4 separate regions of the Homo sapiens genome follow, and all the other regions are linked to region 1. A link is a contact called in ENCODE Hi-C or POLR2A ChIA-PET data. All regions are on one chromosome and are shown on one strand. The core of a region is the stretch at or near the end of the contact, and the rest is flanking DNA. Distances in the headings are between cores, read along the strand shown. Region 1 holds the start of UBE2D4 (ubiquitin conjugating enzyme E2 D4). Region 2 holds the start of POLD2 (DNA polymerase delta 2, accessory subunit). Region 3 holds the start of BLVRA (biliverdin reductase A). Region 4 overlaps DBNL (drebrin like).

What was found. A loop is a pair of places that touch in the nucleus more often than their neighbours do. ChIA-PET counts read pairs that join two places held with the same protein, here RNA polymerase II (POLR2A). Pooled maps may share reads with other maps.
Region 2: a map of CD8-positive, alpha-beta T cell shows a loop between it and region 1 (14-fold over the local background). The contact joins the promoter of POLD2 here to the promoter of UBE2D4 in region 1. A Hi-C loop is called at or near these places in 3 of 168 maps with a recorded cell type or tissue (CD8-positive, alpha-beta T cell, naive thymus-derived CD4-positive, alpha-beta T cell and sigmoid colon), 1 of 37 single-sample maps with no recorded cell type and 11 of 50 pooled maps.
Region 3: a map with no recorded cell type shows a loop between it and region 1 (8-fold over the local background). The contact joins the promoter of BLVRA here to the promoter of UBE2D4 in region 1. A Hi-C loop is called at or near these places in 2 of 37 single-sample maps with no recorded cell type and 10 of 50 pooled maps. POLR2A ChIA-PET finds 5 or more read pairs at or near these places in 4 of 52 experiments (Caco-2, T-cell, WTC11 and 1 more).
Region 4: a map with no recorded cell type shows a loop between it and region 1 (4-fold over the local background). The contact joins the enhancer-like site here to the promoter of UBE2D4 in region 1. A Hi-C loop is called at or near these places in 1 of 168 maps with a recorded cell type or tissue (CD8-positive, alpha-beta T cell), 4 of 37 single-sample maps with no recorded cell type and 8 of 50 pooled maps. POLR2A ChIA-PET finds 5 or more read pairs at or near these places in 4 of 52 experiments (CD4-positive, alpha-beta T cell, GM12878, activated B cell and 1 more).

What each region holds. Positions count from the first base shown.
Region 1 is chr7:43,924,184-43,929,071 of GRCh38, forward strand. UBE2D4 (ubiquitin conjugating enzyme E2 D4) reads left to right here and starts at 2,253. Exons shown (of 7, transcript NM_015983.4): 1 at 2,253-2,373. The coding sequence starts at 2,350. It also overlaps a transcript of URGCP not described here. RefSeq lists a silencer at 2,147-2,686.
Region 2 is chr7:44,120,735-44,125,622 of GRCh38, forward strand. It overlaps POLD2 (DNA polymerase delta 2, accessory subunit), which reads right to left and starts at 2,814. Exons shown (of 11, transcript NM_006230.4): 1 at 2,777-2,814; 2 at 1,100-1,375. The coding sequence starts at 1,319. RefSeq lists a silencer at 2,500-3,209 and enhancers at 2,996-3,900, 3,420-3,479.
Region 3 is chr7:43,755,806-43,760,693 of GRCh38, forward strand. BLVRA (biliverdin reductase A) reads left to right here and starts at 2,875. Exons shown (of 8, transcript NM_000712.4): 1 at 2,875-2,929. It also overlaps the pseudogene LOC107986727. RefSeq lists a cis regulatory region at 791-1,558 and silencers at 2,580-2,969, 2,980-3,299.
Region 4 is chr7:44,056,218-44,061,105 of GRCh38, forward strand. It overlaps DBNL (drebrin like), which reads left to right. Exons shown (of 13, transcript NM_001014436.3): 5 at 540-686; 6 at 1,565-1,642; 7 at 1,912-2,063; 8 at 2,215-2,263; 9 at 2,685-2,766; 10 at 3,137-3,232; 11 at 3,326-3,441; 12 at 3,831-3,936; 13 at 4,560-4,888. The coding sequence ends at 4,699. Among named protein-coding and RNA genes, the nearest start is that of MIR6837, 6.9 kb to the left of the region's middle. RefSeq lists enhancers at 3,154-3,313, 3,257-3,832, 3,833-4,409. Within about 2 kb of position 3,639, at least 6 of the 41 ENCODE cell types and tissues checked have a DNase peak (open chromatin) inside an H3K27ac peak, as active enhancers do; they include CD8-positive, alpha-beta T cell, where a contact is called at or near this core.

The DNA of each region.
Region 1 (4,888 bases), core at 1,003-3,502:
CTTGCAACATTTCTGTACATCTAAAATTATTTCAATGTTAAAAATGAAACATTACATATAAGCATGCTAAAAAGTTTAGAAAACTATGCACTAAACTACCAACAGGGAATAGAAACAGAATTTTTCATTTTCTATTATATGTTTTTTTCCTGAATTATACAAATGATGCAAATTCTCTGTAGAAATTTTAGAGATTAACACATTAGTAAACCTACCATCCAAAAGTAATATTTTTGAGATTTGAGACTTCAAAACCACCATATACATTATTAGCACATAAATAACCATTTATATATTCTTACACAAATATATCAACATTTATAAAATCTAGAATCACTTGTTTTATGGGGAGGGAAGGCCATGTCAATAATGTAGGAGGATGGATGGCCCATGGACTAACAAAAATTTCTGTTGTCAATGTTTGACACCAAGGGGAAGTGCTTGACTTGGGCTGTTCAATGGGTGATGCTTGAGCTGGCTTTGGAAGGTGAATGCTCTAGTCAAGGAATGTAGATGCTGTGGTGATGGAAACACTTGATAGTCAGGTGGGCTGGAGGTAGGAAGGAGAAGGTAAAGCTGGAGGATACTTTGAGTTTTTGTTTTTTTGAGACAGGGTCTTGCTTTGTCTCCCAGCCTGGAGTGCAGTGGTGCCATCACAACTCACTGCAACTTTGATCTCCTGGGCTCAAGTAAGCCTCCCAAGTAGCTGGGACTACAGGTGCACACCACCATGCCCAGCTAAGTTTTGTATTTTTTGTAGAGACGGGGTTTCACCATGTTGCCCAGGATGGTCTAGAACTCCTGGACTAAGGGATCCACCCACCTCAACCTCCCAAAGTGCTGGGATTACAGGCATGAGTAACTGTGCCCGGCCGAGGATCCTGGATTTTGAAGGCCCCTGGATGACAGTGAATGTGATGCTGTAGGCCACGGGGCTTCCTTGAAGAGTTCTGGGTAAGGATGCAGTGTGGTAAGCTTTATATTTCAGACAGTTCATGAAGTTGTGTGGAGGACAGATTGGGGGAATGGGAGCGTGAAAGCCAGGGACAAAGCTGGGCAACTATTGAAATGTCTATAATACATTTTATATGCTGACTGAGTACAAACATAGAGGTGACCATGTGTCTTGGCTGGCTGGAGACAATTCTAGATTACAGCGTTGGTCCCAGAGTAATTATATTAACAGCCACTTTCATGCTCAAACATGTCTCAGTCTGAAGATTAAATATCATCTACATACACACACCAACAAAACTTCCACAATTCTTACCTTTACTATGTGAAATGCACTGATATTTTATTCTGTTTTTTTATTTTTATTTTTTATTATTTTTGAGACAGAGTCTCGCTCTGTCACCCAGGCTGGAGTGCAACAGTGTGATCTCAGCTCACTGCAACCTCTGCCTCCTGGGTTCAAGTGATTCTCGTGCCTCAGCCTCTCAAGTAGCTGGGATTACAGGCATACGTCACTACGCCCAGCTAATTTCTGTATTTTTAGTAGAGACGGAGTTTCAGCATGTTGGCCAGGCTGGTCTCGAACTCCTGACCTCAAGTGATCCGCCTGCCTCGGCCTCCCAAAGTGCTGGGATTATAGGCGTGAGCCACCTCGTCTGGCTTTTTTTTTTTTTTTTTCAAAAAAATGTTGGTTGCAACCTATTAAATTGATTTCGTGACACACTAGTTCATAACCCTCAGTTTGAACAACTCTGACCTAGACGCCTGCCAAGTCTTGGGAAAATAGGAAGGAGACAGATAATTAAGTTTGGGAGATGCATAGTCTAAGGCCAGGGTTCTCAATGTTGGCAGTGCAAGATCACGTGAGGTACGACTGAACACGGAGATCTCCAAAACTGCGGAGAGTTTTGCGTGTGAACGTATGCACAGACATCTACATGGAAATGGCTGTAACGCATCCAGCCATAAGGCGTACGAGGGTATATATACTTACAGAGTTAAGAACCACTATTCTCAGGAGTTATATGACAGCCTGGGAAGACGCCCAGGATGTAGGAACAGGGAGCAGGCGAGCGTGTGGCACCTTGAGGGTGCTCCGCGCGTCTCCGTAAAGCCAACGAGCCCCTCCTCTTCGCTGGCCTCTCCGGGGCCTTGCTGACTAGTGGTCGAAGCCACAGGACCAGGTGCGGGTGGCCAGCGTAACCCGGGCAGCCCCGCTGCTTCCCCTCGGCCGCGCCAGGACGCTCGGCACGCGGCGACGACGGCCCCACAGTGCCCCGCGCGCGCAAGCGCAGGCTGCGGCTCCCGGCGTGCAGCTTGGTGGCGGCTGAGCCGGCAGCGGGCCGCCTCAGGCAGCCCCGGCCGGGCCGCCCGGGTCCCCGGCAGCGGGGTAGGATGGCGCTAAAGCGGATCCAGAAGGTACGCACTTTCCCACCCTCCAACTCTTTGGGTGTCCGAAGCGTCGAGGTGTGGGCGGGGCGCCGCTGCCGTGAAGTGAAAGGTGACGGAGGCTCCGCGAGTCGCGGATACACCTGCCTGGGAAGGAGGCAGAACAGCCTCCCGCGCAGCCTGAAAAGCGAACGCAGCCTGAGAAAGGGATTGCGCGAGCGCGGGGCGGGGCCGGGCCGTGGCCACGAGGGCTGCGTCATGCGGGCGGGGCGCCGTGGGGCCACCTGCAGGCTTCTGGACAGCGGGTTCCCCCTGTAGGGTATCCAGAAGGGCTGGGTGGGTATCCAGAAGGGTATCCAGGAAGAAGCTGGGTCCTAAGGGATGAGTAGGAACTCGGCAGGTGGGGAAAAGGGGAAAAGGCTTTCCCTGCAACGGGGAGACTACGAGGCTTGGAGGACTGACAGGGTAGCGGGGAAGCTGAAGGGCAGATGGTGTGGACTTGGGTGGTCCTTAGGAGCAGTGCTGAAGTAACTGGTTTTTATCCTGCAGGTAAGAGGGAGTCCATGAGGGTTTAATGCATTCACTAGAATTTGGAAAACGCACAACAGTAGAAGAAAGAAGTATTTCTAATTCTATCACTTTACTATTTGTTAACATTTTAGCATACCTACCTTCAGTTTTTTTTCTATATTTAAAACAATTATACTGCATTTTGTATTCCACTTATTCACATAATAGTAAATGTAAGCATGTTGTGAAGTAGTATTTATAACTTTTTTTTTTTTTTTTTTTGAGGTCTTGCTCTGTCGCCCAGGCTGGAGTATCGCCCAGGCTGGAGTACAGTGGCACAATCATGGCTCACTGCAGCCTCAACCTTCTAGGTTCAAGTGATCCTCCCTCCTCAGCTTCCTGGGTAGCTGGGACTACATGCCACCATGCCAGCCAATTGTTTATTTTTTGTAGAGACAGTGTCTCGATATGTTGCCCAGGCTGGTCTCATACTCCTGGGCTTAAGCGGTCCTCTTGCCTCTGCCTCCTAAAGTGGCGGGATTACAACGTGAGACACCATGCCCAGTCCTATAACTAATTTTTAACATTAACTTTCCACAAGTACATGACTAGTAACTTATTTAGTCATTACCTGTAGTAGGTAAAAGTATGGACTTGGGTGTCAGACAGACCTGGGTTAGAGAATGTGAGGTCACTTATAGTGGGACCTTGGGCAAGGCACTTTATCATTCCTAGCCTCCCAGTCCTACATGTTTACAGAGTTGTTTTGAGAATTAAATGCTATGAAATGTGTTTAGCACATGCTTGCTGTATACCAAACACTCAATACGAGTTAGCTGCTGTTATTGTTCAAAATTCTTCACTAAGTATTTGCTGTTACGAACTGTGTATTAGTCTGTTTTGTGTTGCTATAAAGGAATATCTGAGGCTGGGTAATTAATAAAGAAAAGAGGTTTATTTGGCTCTCGGTTCTGCAGGCTGTACAAGAAGCATGGTGCCAGCATCTGCTTCTGGTGAGGCCTCAGGAAGCTTACAATCATGGCAGAAAGCAAAGGAGAAGCAGGCGTGTCACCTGGTAAGAGAGGGAGCAAGAGAGATGCCACCTCTTTTAAACACCCAGATCTCACATGAACTAATAGAGTGAGCACTCACTTATTATTGTGGGGGGGCCACCAAGCCATTCATGAGGAATCCGCCCCCACGACCCAGATACCTCCCACTAGGCCCCACCTCCAACACTGGCGATCACATTTCAGCATGAGATTTGGGGGGGACAAATATCCAAACCAGATCAACCATCATTGTACAATGAGCCTTTTCCTTAATTCACATTACTGGGTTTGATTGCCAGAGGTGGAATTACAGGATCTCTGAGAGTATGACTCTTTTTTTTTTTTTTAAATAAATAGCTGTCCAAAAGAGAGATAATTCTGATGAGTTATTCTCTGAAAGGGGTCATCTGTCATCCTAGGACTTTGAAGCAGGTGAATGACATGCTGAGATCTGTGTTCTAAAAAGATCTTTCTGGCAGCAGTGTGGCCGGAAGTGGGACAGAGGGAGACTAGAGGCTGTTGTGAAGGTTCAGTAGAGGCTTTGTCCAAATTAATGACCATGGAATGGATGCTAGGCCAGAGCAGTGCCTGGACCACATTGCAGAAGTGGAATTGACAGGACTCGAGGAGAGGATGTGGTGAAAGTGAAACAAGGAGGTGTACAAAATGGGTCACTTAGTGGATGGTGGTGTCAGTGTCTAGGATGGGGAATCAGAAGTTTTGAAGGCAGGGAGGAGGGTAGGAGAGATTAAGGAATAAAGGTTTGAGCCTACATATTCAAATGTGTAGGCTGATAAGATTTATAAAAGGGAGCGTTTGGAAAAACAAGTTTGGGCCTTGAGCATGAAATGTCAACTATAGATCCAAGGTAATTGAAATCATAAGGCCAGGGAGAACTTTTCCTTGATAAGAATCAAGGACAGGCTGGGTACAGTGGCTCATGCCTATATCCCAGCACTCTGGGAGGCCGAGGCAGGTGGATT
Region 2 (4,888 bases), core at 1,564-4,063, 200 kb after region 1:
ATGTAAAAGAGCCTTGCTTTCCCTTCACCTTCTGCCATGATTGTTAAGTTTCCTGAGGCCTCCCCAGCCATGAGGAACTGTGAGTCAATTAAACCTCTTTTCTTTATAAATTACCCTATCTCAGGTAGTTTTTTATAGCAATGTGAAAATGGACTAATACATATCCCTAATGAATTTGAGGTTCTAGCTAGATTTCTAGGCCCAGGGTTCTCCTGCCTGCCTATAACGAGAATTGATCTTGGCTTGGCATGGGATGAGATGGGCTTCTCAAAGCTCCCCAGGGGATTCCAATGTGCAACTAGGGCTGAGATCCATTTTGCCTGGTGCCAAGGACAGTAAAAATGAGTAAGACCTGGTCTCACCTACTAAATCCTCAGTTTAAAAATATAATAGGAGATGGATTTGAAAATTACCTGGAAAGCCACTCTTATGTAAGTGGTAGGAATGGGGGAATGCAGCAGCACCTAAAACTCAAATAAACTCAAAGGGGGAGATGGGGGTCCCTGCTTCACCACCAAGAGTAATCCAACTGCAGGAGAGATCACCAGGGAAGAAATGGGGGCAAAGAACAAGGGTTGTGTTGGGCAGGCCACTTTATTAGGAAAGACAGAGGGCCCAAGGGACAGGAAAATTCATGGCCAGCAAATATGGGGGCCAGGAGGAGAGGCAAACAGACATGAGTGAACAGAGGGGGTCCCCTCGAGACCAGAGAGTGCATCCTCACCAGTCTTGGCTCCTGGTGCCTGGCGCCAGGCTTGCCACACTGAGGGGCTCTCTGGCTACAGCACAGGCAAATACCTGAATAATCTGCACTGAAGATAGGAAAACCATTTTCCTCTGCCAGTGAAGTAATCGCCATCACCGCCAGAACTAAGTCCTCATCTCCAACCAGCCTCTGAACTAAAACTAACTCCAAACCCACAAATTACTTAATTTAATCCTTGTTACTATCTTAAGAAGAAACTGAGGGAAAAAGAGGTTAATTTTCCCAAGGTAACAGGAAGTGGGATCAATTAGATAAACTGTTCCCATTCTCTTGCAGAACACTTCTAAGTTCAGGGATGCTGTGGGGGAAGCACCTTCCCAAACTCTCACTTACCCCAGTGCTGCTGGGCCCGGTTCTCCAGGAAGGGTCTCATTTGGATGAGGCGGGTGGCATAAATGTGGGCATACTGCCGGCTAAAGCTGCGCTCTCCTAGCCGGAAGGGTTGTGAGGAGTTGGTGTAGGTTGCCACTGGCACCCGGGCAAAGGTGGCATTGTTGGCTGATGGTGGGGACAGTAGAGTGTGGGCCCTCTGGGCAGCCTGCTCAGAAAACATGGCCACACTCCTGACTTGCTTGGTCCACACAGCTTCGCCCAGGCCAAGGAGGTTCACTGCGAAAACACAAAGGCATTCCTGCTGCCCCTGTCCATCCCCCAAAGCAGCAGCTCTCCTGGTGTCTCACTGCACCCAAAGGATACTGGGAAAAGAAGGAGAACAGCTGTAGTTGACACCAGACATTGTGTCCACTTGGAAATTTATCGTGCCTGGATACCGATGTCTCACCCTGTAGCGGTCATCCAAAAAGAGAAAAGGAAAGCTAGGAGTGTTTGTCCCATCTGGAGTTCTTCCCGAACCCTAGACTCAGGTGTCCTGTTCCATCTGGACAACTACCAGGGTCTCAATCAAGTTCAGTTTGCCCCAAATGGAATTCCCGATCTGCCTCCATCCAGCTCTCCGGCACCTGTCTCATTTCCAGACAAGAGGTCTGCCTTATTAAATAAAACTTCTGTGAAATAATAAGCCTATTATTAAATAATAATAGAACTAAACCAAAACCAAAACATAAATCAGTCACTGCTCTGTTCAAAACTCTCCAAAGTGTCCTCATTTCATTGAATAAGGCCCCAAGTCCTTACAACTGCCTATGAGATCTGCTCCACTGGTCCTCTCCCCTCCTGGTTCCCACTCCTCCACCTTGGATCCCTCCCCACAGCAAGGGGCCTCTGAACTCTTGCTTGCCCCTCTCCCGTATACTTATAGAGCTCACTTGCCCATCTCCTTCAAGTTCTTACATCTTTACTCAAATGTTACCTTGTGCCCTGCCCATCTGATTTACAACTGCAACTCTCCCCAGTACTTCAACTGTTATTGTTGTTTACAACATTTACCTTCTAACAAACTGTATATTTTAAATGTATTGTCTGCCTGCTCCAACTAGACCATAAGCTCCAGGAGAGCTGAGATTTTTGTGTCTTATGCCACTAGCCACCTAGGGCTACGAAGTACAGGAGATGTGGTGAGTCCAACTGTGATGTTTGGGTTGGACACACAATGGATTTCTAAGAATAGTACAAAGAATATCCCAATAATTTTTTCACATACAATTGAAATAATAGTTTGAATATATTTATGGATTTACTCCAATTGATTTGTTTCGTTTTACTTTTTTCGTACACCTACTAGAAAGTTAAAAAATTCCCTAGCGGCTTGCAATCTATCTCCACGGGACAGCACTGGCCTGGGACACAGGCTCCGCACACGTGTCTAACGAGTGACTCGTTAGGAGCTTTTGGCTCGAACGTGCTTGATGGCGGCAGCAGCCAGGCCGCGCTACTCGGGATGGGGCCGAGAGCGCCCTGGGGGCTGTCCCAGTCACGGCGGGTGCCCCGGCTCGGATCCACGCGGCAGCTGCGGGACGTCCGCCAAGACACCAGCCCACCGACCCAGGAGCCCGGCCTCGCGGCCTGGAACTGCCACCCCCAGCTGACCCCGTTTCCCTGGACCCCACTCACCGCGCGGCGCGCCGCATCCCGCCAATCCCCGCGCGCCTGCCCCGCCCATCGCCGCAACTCGCTAATCCCCGCGCGGCTTCCCCGCCCATCGCCTAATCTCACCAATCGCTGCCCTCCTCGCCCCGTCCGTCACCAGGCGCCTCATCCCGCCGACCACTGTGCGCCCAGTCCCTGGGACGCCCAGAGAACGCGGAGCCACACCCTCGGTTTCCTGGGCAACGCGGGGCGGGGGCTCGCAGGCCGGCGCCGCGGGTCTTTGGTTGGCGGCCGCGCGTGCAGGGGTTGGGCTGACGGGGGGTGTCGGCCTCCAGTGGGCTGACCGCGTCACCCCGTCAGGCCCTGCCCAAACCTCCCAGTGGTCGTCACCCCGCCAGACCTCCCAGTGGTCGGCCGCCAGCCTCCTTGGTGAAGCCCCCAGCGTCCCAGCTTTCCCCGCAGAGCTGCCCACTTGTAGCGATGGCGACACGCGAGGAGGATCCCAACAGAAAGAAGGCCCAAGGCCCACTAACTTGGCCGGGGAGAAGTAACTCTTCCTGAAGGGATGGCGCGGGGTCTCGGGGTTCCTCCCGTCCTGCCAGCGTCTGCGTCCGGGAAACGCATTGGCGGTTTCGGGGTCCTCCCTAGCTTGCCCACAGCTGCACACCAGCTTCCAGCCCAACACTCCCCAATCTCCAGTGTCCTCGTTGTCCCCGTTACTCATACTCGTTCTTACCACCACGTCTTTCTGAGTGCTGTCTCCCACTTTGGGAATACTTTTTTTTTTTTTTTTCCATCTCCACTAATTTATAGAATTCCTCACCCCATCAAGAGACGCTTCCCCACTAAGCTTCCCGGGCTCTTCCCGCCGCGCGCTGATTCTCCCAGGCGTCCTCTAGCGCTACTGTTCTGCTACTTCCCTGGGCCTGTTTCCTAAGTCCAGGTCTTGTCTCCACAACGAGTGGATATTAACACTCGTTAATTATTACTTAATATTTTAATTTTTGTTTTTGTTTGTTTGTTTGAGGCAGCGTCTTGCTCTGTGGCCCAGGCTGGAGTGCAGTGGTGCGATCTCGGCTCACTGCAGCCTCGAACTCCCAGGCTCCAGTGATTCTCCCGCCTCAGCCTCCCGAGTAGCTGGGACAACAGGCGCGCAGCACCACGCCTGGCTACTTTAAGTTTGTGTGTGTGTGTGTGTGTGTGCGTGTGTGTGTAGAGACAGGGTCTCCCAATGGTGCCCAGGCTAGTGTGGAACTCCTGGGCTCAAGTGATCCTCCCACCTCAGCCTCCCAAAGTGCTGGGATTACAGGCATGAGCCACCACGCCCAGCCTTATATTTTAATTTAAAATGTGATATTTTAATTATTAAACGCCTTTGCAACTGCTTTGAGGTTATGACACATTAATTCATCTGCTCCTCAAATAATCCTTTGGGTCAGACACAGTGGTTCACGCCTGTATCCCAACACTTTGGGAGGCCGAGGTGGGAGGATCGCTTAAGCCCAGGAGGCTGAGGTTGCAGTGACCTAAGATTGCACCACTGCACTTCAGCCTGAGCGACAGAGCCAGACGCTGTCTCAAAGCAAGCAAACAAACAAAAAACCTTTGAAGCATGAACTATTATTTTTCTCCCACTTTACACATGAGGAAATTGAGGCAGGGAGGGCAAGAGAGATCATGTAGCTAGTGAGTAATAGCTGGGATTCACACAGAGACAGCAGGACTCTTGCTGGTAAGGTTGTACTGTTCTGAGCCTTCACCTGAAACATTGTACATGTATTGGGCAAACAAATAATTTTACTTTTTCCTTTCCAATTCAGATGCTTTTTATTTCTTTTTTCTTACCTGATTACTCTGGCTAGAACTTCCCATACTATGTTGAGTAGAAGTGGTGAAAGTGGGCATCTTTGTCTTATTCCGGATCTTAAAGGGGAAGCTTTCAGTCTTTAGCATTAAATATGTTGCTAGCTGTGAGTTTGGGGATTTGGCCTATGGATTTTATTATTTGAGGTAGTTTCCTCCTATTCTTAGTTTGTTGAGCTTTTTCTTCTTTCAAAAGAGTGTTGAATTTTGTCAAATACTTTTTTGACATCAATTGAGATGACCGTGTGGGTTTTTTTTCTGTTAATGTGGTCT
Region 3 (4,888 bases), core at 1,625-4,124, 170 kb before region 1:
GGCTAATTTTTGTATTTCTAATGGAAACGGGGTTTCACCATGTTGCCCAGGCTGATCTCAAATTCCTGACCTCAAGTGATCTGCCTGCCTCGGCCTCCCAAAGTGCTGGGATTACAGGCATTAAGCCACCGCACCCGGCCTCTGTCAGAGATTTCTTCACCAAACCCTCCTTCCACTCTCCAATTCCTTCTTTTTATTTATTTATTTTATTTTATTTTTTACTTTTATTATTTTTTTAATTTTTTTTTTTTTAGATGGAGTCTCACTTTGTCTCCCAGGCTGTAGTGCAGTAGTGCTATCTTGGCTCACTGCAACCTCTGTCTCCCGGGTTCAAGTGATTCTCATGCCTCAGCCTCCCTCCCAGAGTAGCTGGGAGTATAGGCATATGCCACCATACCTGGCTAATTTTTGTATTTTTAGTAGAGACGGGGTCTTACCATGTTGCCCAGGCTGCGACCTGCCTGCCTGGGCCTCCCAAAGTGTTGCGATTACAGGTGGCTCCCGCCTGATTCTTTCTTACATCTTTGGAGATCTCTTCCTAGAATTTCACATTAGTATATCTTGTTGTCCTAATCAAAATCTATACTTTCATATCTTGTTACACATAGGAGAAAAAGAGCTAAGAGAATGACACAGAAATGGAGCTGGAGCCTTAATACACCTCCTAACTGTTAATCTGTTTGGGTGGGGTTTCTGTCACTTGTGGCCTACAGCAGTCTTACTGTCCCCCCAACCTCCCACAAAGTTCTTCAGGTTGAAGAGAGTCACTACTTTGTAGAATGGGAAGCTCTTACTCAAAAAAGTAGAAACTGAATACAAAACTAGACTTTAGAAGGATAAGATAAATAAATCAATGCATTCATAACACATCATTACAAGAAAGTGAGGGGGTTAGAGGTCTCATCTTTAAATTCTGCTCTCAAGGACATGGAGGGCCCCTCTCACAGGCTTTCCCAAAGCTCCTCTGGGTGTACTGGTCTGACTCAGCAAGTGAACATCTGTGGTTTTGCCTAGCCAGCATCCCTTCTCCTAGCAGCAGCACTCAGCATGTCCTTTTGGGGAATCACTCTTTTCTCTTGTGGTTTATTTAAAGTGACTGCACAATCAGACCCCAGAGTTTGGCTTATGTCCTAGGCCTTGCCAGTGAAAATATGGTACCTCATCAGTGGCAGTTATTTTTCCGAGAAAGGACATATCATGACCCAAGGGGCAGCAGCAGGGAGGGGTGGATGGAAGAGACAGATAACAAACAATAAGCTAAATAAACAAATTCAGTCAGGAGCTAAAGAAATAAGTCATTCAGGAGTGGGGCAGGTGGCAATTTCAAATGGAGTGGTTAGGGTAGTTCTCAATGAGGCAGCATTTGAGAAAATATCAGGAAGAGTGAGAAGTAGTCGAGCATTCCAAACAGACAGGAGCCTGTGCAAAGACCCTGCAGCAGAGCCCTGTCTGCCTTGCATAAGAAATAGCAGGGAGGCCAGAGTGACTGGAGCAGAGTGAGCCAGTGGGGAGGCAGTAGCAGATGAGGTTGTAGGGGTAACAGAGGAGCAGATCAGGCAGGGCTTTGGGTTTTACTCTGAGTTTGGGAAACCACTGGGAAGGTTTTGGGCAGAGGAGGAATTTGATCTGGCTTTCTTTTTTTAAGGTCACTCTGGCTGCTTTATGGGGACAGGCTGCAGGGATATCAGGGAAGAGACCACTGTCATGACCCAGGTAGCAGATGATGGAGGCAGAGGTAAGAAGTGGTCAGGCTCTGGGTATGCTAGGGAGATCCAACCAACAGAATTTTTGGGCCCTGGAGGTGGGATGTGAGAGAAAGGTTTCTGAAACAGCAAGGTTTCTGGCCTTGACAACTGGAAGATGGAGTTGCCATCGAGATGGTGATGCTATGGGGAAGAGATCAGGGGCACAGATTTGGATGTGTTGAGATTGAAATGTATTTTAGAGATCCAAGAGGAGGTATTAAGGAGGCAGCTGGATAGAGGAGTATGGAGTTCAGGAGGCAGGTCCCGCCTGGAGATAAAAATTCAAAGCCAAGCCTTCTCTCTTTGCACTCAACAAAACCTCACTTAAACAGGCTTGTCAGGTCATGGAATACGGTACTAGAACTCTTTGTTGGGGAAAATGCCAGTCAACCTTACCCGTCAGAACGCTGCCTTTAAGATCAGAGATCTCTTTCCTTCAGCCTAATCCACCCCTCTCCCTGTTTTCTCCCCTAGCCCCACTAGGCTAGAAGCTCCCTGGCTTCTCCCACATCAGGATCCCCAACAAACCCATTCCCAGGTGGATAAGAGCCCAGGCAGTTCCCTAGACCACGTTCACTACTTCCTAGCTACCCAAGAGCAGGACATCGCAGACACCGGCCTCCTGGAATATTCCCTCCGCTCCTCACATTTACAGGAAGGACTCAGGTAAGCCTCGGCGCCAGTTCAGTCGGCCCGGGGCCACTAAATACCAATGGGATCCAGTGGGTTCTACGTGGTGAGTGGGGGGCGGATAAGAGAGATGCGACACCCCCCGGGCCTGCCCCCCCCACGCCGGGGCCAGGCACACCGTGAGGGGGCCAGGCACACCGTGAGGGGGCCCAGCCACTTCCATACGCCCTCCGGTCGGCCGGCACCCACCACCCACCCCTCGCCACCAAGCTGGGTGCAGAGAACAGGGCAGGCGCACGGACGGTTCTTACGGCCCCAGGCGCCAGACCCAGGGCACAGAGGCCAGGATCTCACGCGCGACCGCACGAGGCCGGGACCCTCCCTCCCCTTCCGTCCACTCCCTTCCCCACCGCCTCCGGTCCCCTCCCGGTCTCCGCCACCCCGCTTCGGGGCCCCCGCCCCCCAGCCGGGCAGCCAATCGGAGCTGGGATCCCGCCCCGGTCCGCAAAGCCGGTGGCGCCCGGAGGCTGCACGGAGAGCGGTGCCCGCGTCAGGTGAGGCGCGCGCGGGGAACGGGGGTCGCGCGCAGGGGAGCGGGGGTCGCGCGCGGCTTCCATAGAGCGCTAGGGCCTGAGCTCGAAGCCCCAGGCCCGCAGGAGGCCCGGGCCCGCGGCCGCCAGAGCCGGGACGCAGCCTGGGCGCCGCCTGCCCCGCCCCGCCCCGCCCGGGCCCGGAGTGAGGACGCGGTCGGAGGCCCAGCAGCGCGGGTCCCGGCAAGGGGCTTTCTCAACTACACAAAAGACAGTCTAAAAAATTAAGTCTCCATTTCGGTTAAGACTGCCCGTAGTTTCGGTTTTTATGTAGACCCAAGAGGGCAGGCTCGGCGTCCGCGTGCCGCGTAGTCCGGCGGCTCCAGGAGCGCGAGCGGCTGGGCCCGGGCGTAGCCACCGCAGGGCCGCTAGCTCGGCCGGGACCCGCCTGGGATGCCCTGGGGTCTGCTCCGCTGGGGCGAATCCTGAGGCGCCACGCGAGGCACTTGGCCTCTCCTAGCCCCGCTTTCGTTTTTGGAAACTGGAAACTATCACTTATTTCGTAGACGGTGTGAGGGTTACATGACAGTGTTCTGTAAAGTGCACTCTACATATGAAGTGCTCAGAAATATGGCTAATAATGAGGGTATTTATAAACTACTTAAATTATAAAAAGAATGAGACATCAGACTTACAGTTTTGGATACTAATTTTTTTCACTTAACGTTCATTATGTGATAGGAGTTTTCCATCCTATTATACCGCTGTGCGATCTGATCTTGGGCACGTTAACCAACCTCTTGTTGCCTCGATTTTCTCACCTGTAAAAGTGGGGGTAATCATAATGCTTACTTAGTAGGATAGCCCTGAAGAATAAGTGACTTAGCGAACATAAATAGCTTACAATAGGGTTTTCAGCATGGGAAGGATTCAGTAAATGTTAGCTGTCATCATCACCACCTACAAAGGAAGCAATACTGTGCTGAAAGTTTTTCCATCATTAATGTAATTTCTATAGTACGATTCCCAAGAAGATATTAAAATTATGGAAATAAAGGTATTGGTATATTCCTAATTATTTCCTAAAAGATTGTATTGATAAATATGCTCATCCTTCCCTTAACGGGATGCATTCCAGAAAAACAAGTCAAATGTTAGACAAAGTATCAGAAGGGAAATTCTGTAGCCAGAGAGCTAAAAATTACAATAGGGTCTCTAATTATACTTCAACTTTTTTAGGAATAATTCTCAGTGTGTTTTCCCACATTTCATATGTAATTTTTTTTTTTTTTTTTTTTTGAGACAGAGCCTCGCCCTGTCACCAGGCTGGAGTACAGTGGCGCGATCTCGGCTCACTGCAACTTCCACCTGCTGGGTTCAAGCAATTCTTCTGACCTCAGGTGATCCACCCGCCTCGGCCTCCCAAAGTGCTGGGATTATAACAGGCGTGGCATGAGTCACCGCGCCCGGCCGATCTTTACTTTTTTATTCTTTGTACCCCCTGCCTATCCAGTTAGCATGTGATTAAAGTCAAAGATTTGCCACTTTGGGCCACATCTATTAATTTTCATCTTTGTTATAATTGTATTTAGTTTTTGATCTACACTGCTTATTACTCCCAGTCATTTTTTCTAGAACTGAAAATCTGGTAAAATACTCAAAATTGCACTGACTTCTATGTAGAGGCGACACTCCATCAGAACCGTGGGCTGACAGGGAATCCCACTGTGCAGGAGCTGCGCGCATTTTCATTTCTGATTCTCTTTGGCGTATCCAGGACTCTGATGACATGATCATATATTTATCAGTAGTAACAGGTTGGGCCATTTGTTTTTTGTGGTAAATCATATATTTAAGATTTTAGAAATAAGTTGATAGCCATGTATTTTGGAATTTGAAAAAGACATTGCATTACTCAGCTTCAAATTAAGCTTTAATCAAATAGTGAAACTTTCCATTAATGGACAGTGTATACCTTTTTGT
Region 4 (4,888 bases), core at 2,389-4,888, 130 kb after region 1:
TGGCTGTGTGTGTGAGTGCTCTGTTAGTTTCCATTGTTGTGTCTGTGTTTATGCCTGTACCATGCTGTTTTGCTTACTGTAGTTTTGTAGTTTAATTTGAAATCAGGTAGCATGAAGCCTCCAGCTTTGTACTTTTTGCTTCAGATTGCTTTAGCTATTCAGGGTCTTTTGTGGCTTCCAGATGGCATTTAAAATTAGTTTTCATTGATTAGAAGGAAGGCCTTTGATGCAAATTATGCCTGGGCTGTCTATTGATACACAGCAGGGAACAGCTACAGAAGGAACCACTGGATAGCACAGTGGAGGTCAAGGGTCTCACGTGAACTGGGACAAGAATGAGGGGTTTGCTCCAAGTTGGTTTGTTTGAGCCCTTGAGGGGAACTCGTGCCTCAGTTTTCAGCAGCCAGACAGGTGCCTTCTAGTTTCCTGATTCCAGTCCTGTGTGGTATAGTAGTGGCCCGTGCTGTATGGACTGACAGGAGTTTGGCCCATCTCCTGGGCTTGCAAAGCCCTTCTTTCAAGTGCTGCTCCTGCTGCAGGGGGCCCATGTGACCATCAACGCACGGGCCGAGGAGGATGTGGAGCCTGAGTGCATCATGGAGAAGGTGGCCAAGGCTTCAGGTGCCAACTACAGCTTTCACAAGGAGAGTGGCCGCTTCCAGGACGTGGGACCCCAGGCCCCAGTGGTGAGTGCTGCTTGCCCATCGCCAGCCCTTTTGTTGCTCAGGGCCTGAGGCAGGGGGCCAGGAATATGCACTTCCCAGCACCCGGGCTGGCTGGGCCCATGCCTGCTTAGTTTCTGCAGATGGTAACCCCTGAGCTGTGGTGATTGCCCACTGACCAGATGAGCAGGAATAGCCCTCTGACCTTGCCTAGGGGTTGGACTAGCTGTTCTGGAGCCTTCCTCTGGAGCCCAGCCTGTGTGGTCAGAGTGGAGGCTCTGCAGCATGCATGGCTATGATAGTCTGGCTGCCCTCAAGGTCATGGCACTGGAACATCTTGGGCTGCCCCTGGAGGTAGCCACCGTGGAGGAACTAAAGGAGGCATCAAGGCGGAGCCTGAAACCAGAGCAGGCCCCTTGGAGTCACGGGAGATACCTGTGGGCCTGTGGCCCCAGTGCTGTGTGGAGCTGATGGCTGGGAGCTGCGTCCGCATGCGTGTGGTTGGACGTGATTCCTTGGATGCTCTTGTGGTAGTCAGCTGTCTGAGTGCCCCTGGTCAGAGGCCTGCCTCAGAACTGCCCAATGTCTAGGAGTCTGCAGGTGGGGTATGGGGGCCTTTCTTGCCCTGGCCCCCATCCATGAGGGCGAGAGACCACCAGAGACCCCTCTAGTGTTGTCTGGGATTGAGCATCCCCCTTGGGGCAGTGTCCTGGGCTTCTTTCAGGTCATCTTGGTGTGTGTCTCCTTGAGGGTCACTGGGCAGTGCTCTGCTGCCTCTGCTGGGTCCAGTCCTAGCAGCACTCACCTGTGCTGTCGCAAGTTTAGCGTATTCTCTCCTTTGGTGCCTGTGGGCCTGGCCTTCCACCTGGGTCCAGGTCTCTAATGAGTGCTGTCCCCTACAGGGCTCTGTGTACCAGAAGACCAATGCCGTGTCTGAGATTAAAAGGGTTGGTAAAGACAGCTTCTGGGCCAAAGCAGAGGTGAGTGCTGCCCCGGGGCATGCTGGGCACGTGGGAGTGTTCTGCTTGCTGTGGCTCATCTTTCCTCACAAGTGAGCTCATGCAGCATCCACTCTCCTTGGTGCCCATTACAGATGGTCACACTGAGGCTCGGGTAAGTTAAGCCACAAGGCTAATGATCGACTGGCTCTGGTGCCCGTCTTTGGCCATGTGCCTAAAACTCAGTCCTGGGCAGGGGATTAGGCTGAAGTGGCAGCATAGGGCTGAGCGGGCAGTGGCTCTCCCTGCAGAAGGAGGAGGAGAACCGTCGGCTGGAGGAAAAGCGGCGGGCCGAGGAGGCACAGCGGCAGCTGGAGCAGGAGCGCCGGGAGCGTGAGCTGCGTGAGGCTGCACGCCGGGAGCAGCGCTATCAGGAGCAGGGTGGCGAGGCCAGCCCCCAGAGGTGAGCCAGAGGTGGAGGCTGGCCTGGGGGACCCACCCTGAGGCATTGCTGGGCACCTGCTCCATCCCATGGAGGCGAGGAGGACTAAGGGGTGTGGCATGAGAAGCTGTGACTGTGCCTCAGCTGTGCCCCACCCGGCCCTTCCCAGCAGGACGTGGGAGCAGCAGCAAGAAGTGGTTTCAAGGAACCGAAATGAGCAGGTAAGATGGGGGTGCTCTACTTGTTTGGACCTGTCCTGGCCACACGCAGAAGTCCCTGATCTCGGATTGAGGGCCCAGCCCAGACCTGGGCAGAGGCTGCCCTGCAGTCAGCTGGGGCAGGTTGGAATCTGGGCACCTCAAGAGGTGGCAGTAGAGAGGAAAGCCAAAGGCGGAAGCGTCGGGCTTGGACCACACCTGGTCCTGGGGGAGGCCCTGGGAGCCCCTTGGCTTCTGTGTTTTACTTCCTTTTTTAACGTTACTTTTTATTTTTAAATGACTTCTCTCCTGAGAACATGTTTTGCCTCCTGGCCCCACACTCACCTTTGAGGGGCTACTGGGCCGACAGCTGGAGGGGCTGTGATCTGGGGAGAGGTGGTGAAGGTTTTGCCCACTGCAGGGGTCAACATGTGCTTCCCTCCAGGAGTCTGCCGTGCACCCGAGGGAGATTTTCAAGCAGAAGGAGAGGGCCATGTCCACCACCTCCATCTCCAGTCCTCAGCCTGGTGAGCTCTCCCTTTGGGCCTGGCCATGAGGCAGCAGCAGGCTGAGGGGGAGCCTGGGGTCCTATGTGGGCTCCCCCAAGGCTAGTGACAGATATATCGGTGACGGGTGAGTGAGTGAGGAGAAGGGACACCTGGGGCCATTGACCTCATCAGTGACCACACTGGTCACCAGTTTGGCCTCCAAAAGATATTGGGCTGCGCTGTCTACCACGTCACCACATAGCACATGGCCCTGGGGCCTCTGTTCCTGCACTAGCAAGAGCAAGCCCCATGAGACTGCCTCGAGCACACCAGGGTGGAGGGTGCTGTGGGGTGCGTGGGTGTGTGGTGGTGTTTCTGAAGTGATGTATATATTTACCCGGGTTTGCAGGCAAGCTGAGGAGCCCCTTCCTGCAGAAGCAGCTCACCCAACCAGAGACCCACTTTGGCAGAGAGCCAGCTGCTGCCATCTCAAGGCCCAGGGCAGGCAAGGCGCTTGTCACCCCATGGGGACCCTGGGGGACAGCAGTGGAGAAGGGGGATGTGTGGGAGTGAGAACCTGCTGTGTTCCCTGGTGCAGATCTCCCTGCTGAGGAGCCGGCGCCCAGCACTCCTCCATGTCTGGTGCAGGCAGAAGAGGAGGCTGTGTATGAGGAACCTCCAGAGCAGGAGACCTTCTACGAGCAGCCCCCACTGGTGGGTTCCTACACTGGGGCTGGGGCCAGGAAGGGGCTGCATACTCAGGAACACTTATCACGGGCCGCCTGAGTTTTCTGGGGGCATGCAACAGGTTTTAAAGCACATGCATTTTTGGAGCAGCCCTGTGTTATAAATTGTCAGGGCACGCCCCACTCTATAGGAGGTGCTGGGTGGGAAGAGGACCTTGCAGCCTATGGCTGAGGGATTTATGCACTGTCCTGTGGCTTCTGTACTCTGGTAGGGCGGGGACAGCAGCAGCCCAGCCCCCGAGCCTGTAGACTGCTTGCCCTCTGCGTACTCCCAGCTTGACCTGAGCCATGTGGGGCAGAGCAGCGATTGTGTGTAAGGGCTGAGTCTGGGGTAACACCTTTGTCATCCCTGGGCAGGTGCAGCAGCAAGGTGCTGGCTCTGAGCACATTGACCACCACATTCAGGGCCAGGGGCTCAGTGGGCAAGGGCTCTGTGCCCGTGCCCTGTACGACTACCAGGCAGGTAAGGTGCCCTGGCCTGGCTGGCACAGACCACAGGGTCCTGAGGTTAGGAGACAAGAGGGTCTGGGGTTTTATGGGAAGATGGCACCAGGGGGTATCAGGAAGAGAAGACAGGAGGGTGGGCGGTGCGTTTAGGGGTAGAAGCACCTCTGGAGTGGGGGTGACTGTGGCACTAGAGTGTTCTGCACAGCCCAGGCCTCCCTACATGTTCCTCATTAGCTATTTGCTGGCCGCTGATGTGAATCCCAGTTGCCACCCTTGTCACAGAACATGGACTCTGAGCAGGGAGGTGGGCCAGGCCTGGATGCTGGTTCACCAGGCGTCCCTGGGTGGAGGCCTTGGAGAATGGGGTGGAGGCCCCCTACGGAGCAGGCTGGTGTCTACTCTAGCCTTTTTTGGGAATGCTCTGTAGGAGGGTATGCCCTGGGGGTGTGGTCACTGGAGCCGCATTGGGACAGGGTGCAGTGTTGGCCAAGGCTTAGCAGGGTGGCAGGGATATTTCTGAGGAGGAACCAGAGCTGCAGCGAGGTGTGCTGCAGCAGTGTGGGGCTGCCGTGGGCTGCCCGAGCAGGTGGGATGTGGGAGGGAGCCCCTGATATGCATCTGGGCTCATCCTCTTTGCAGCCGACGACACAGAGATCTCCTTTGACCCCGAGAACCTCATCACGGGCATCGAGGTGATCGACGAAGGCTGGTGGCGTGGCTATGGGCCGGATGGCCATTTTGGCATGTTCCCTGCCAACTACGTGGAGCTCATTGAGTGAGGCTGAGGGCACATCTTGCCCTTCCCCTCTCAGACATGGCTTCCTTATTGCTGGAAGAGGAGGCCTGGGAGTTGACATTCAGCACTCTTCCAGGAATAGGACCCCCAGTGAGGATGAGGCCTCAGGGCTCCCTCCGGCTTGGCAGACTCAGCCTGTCACCCCAAATGCAGCAATGGCCTGGTGATTCCC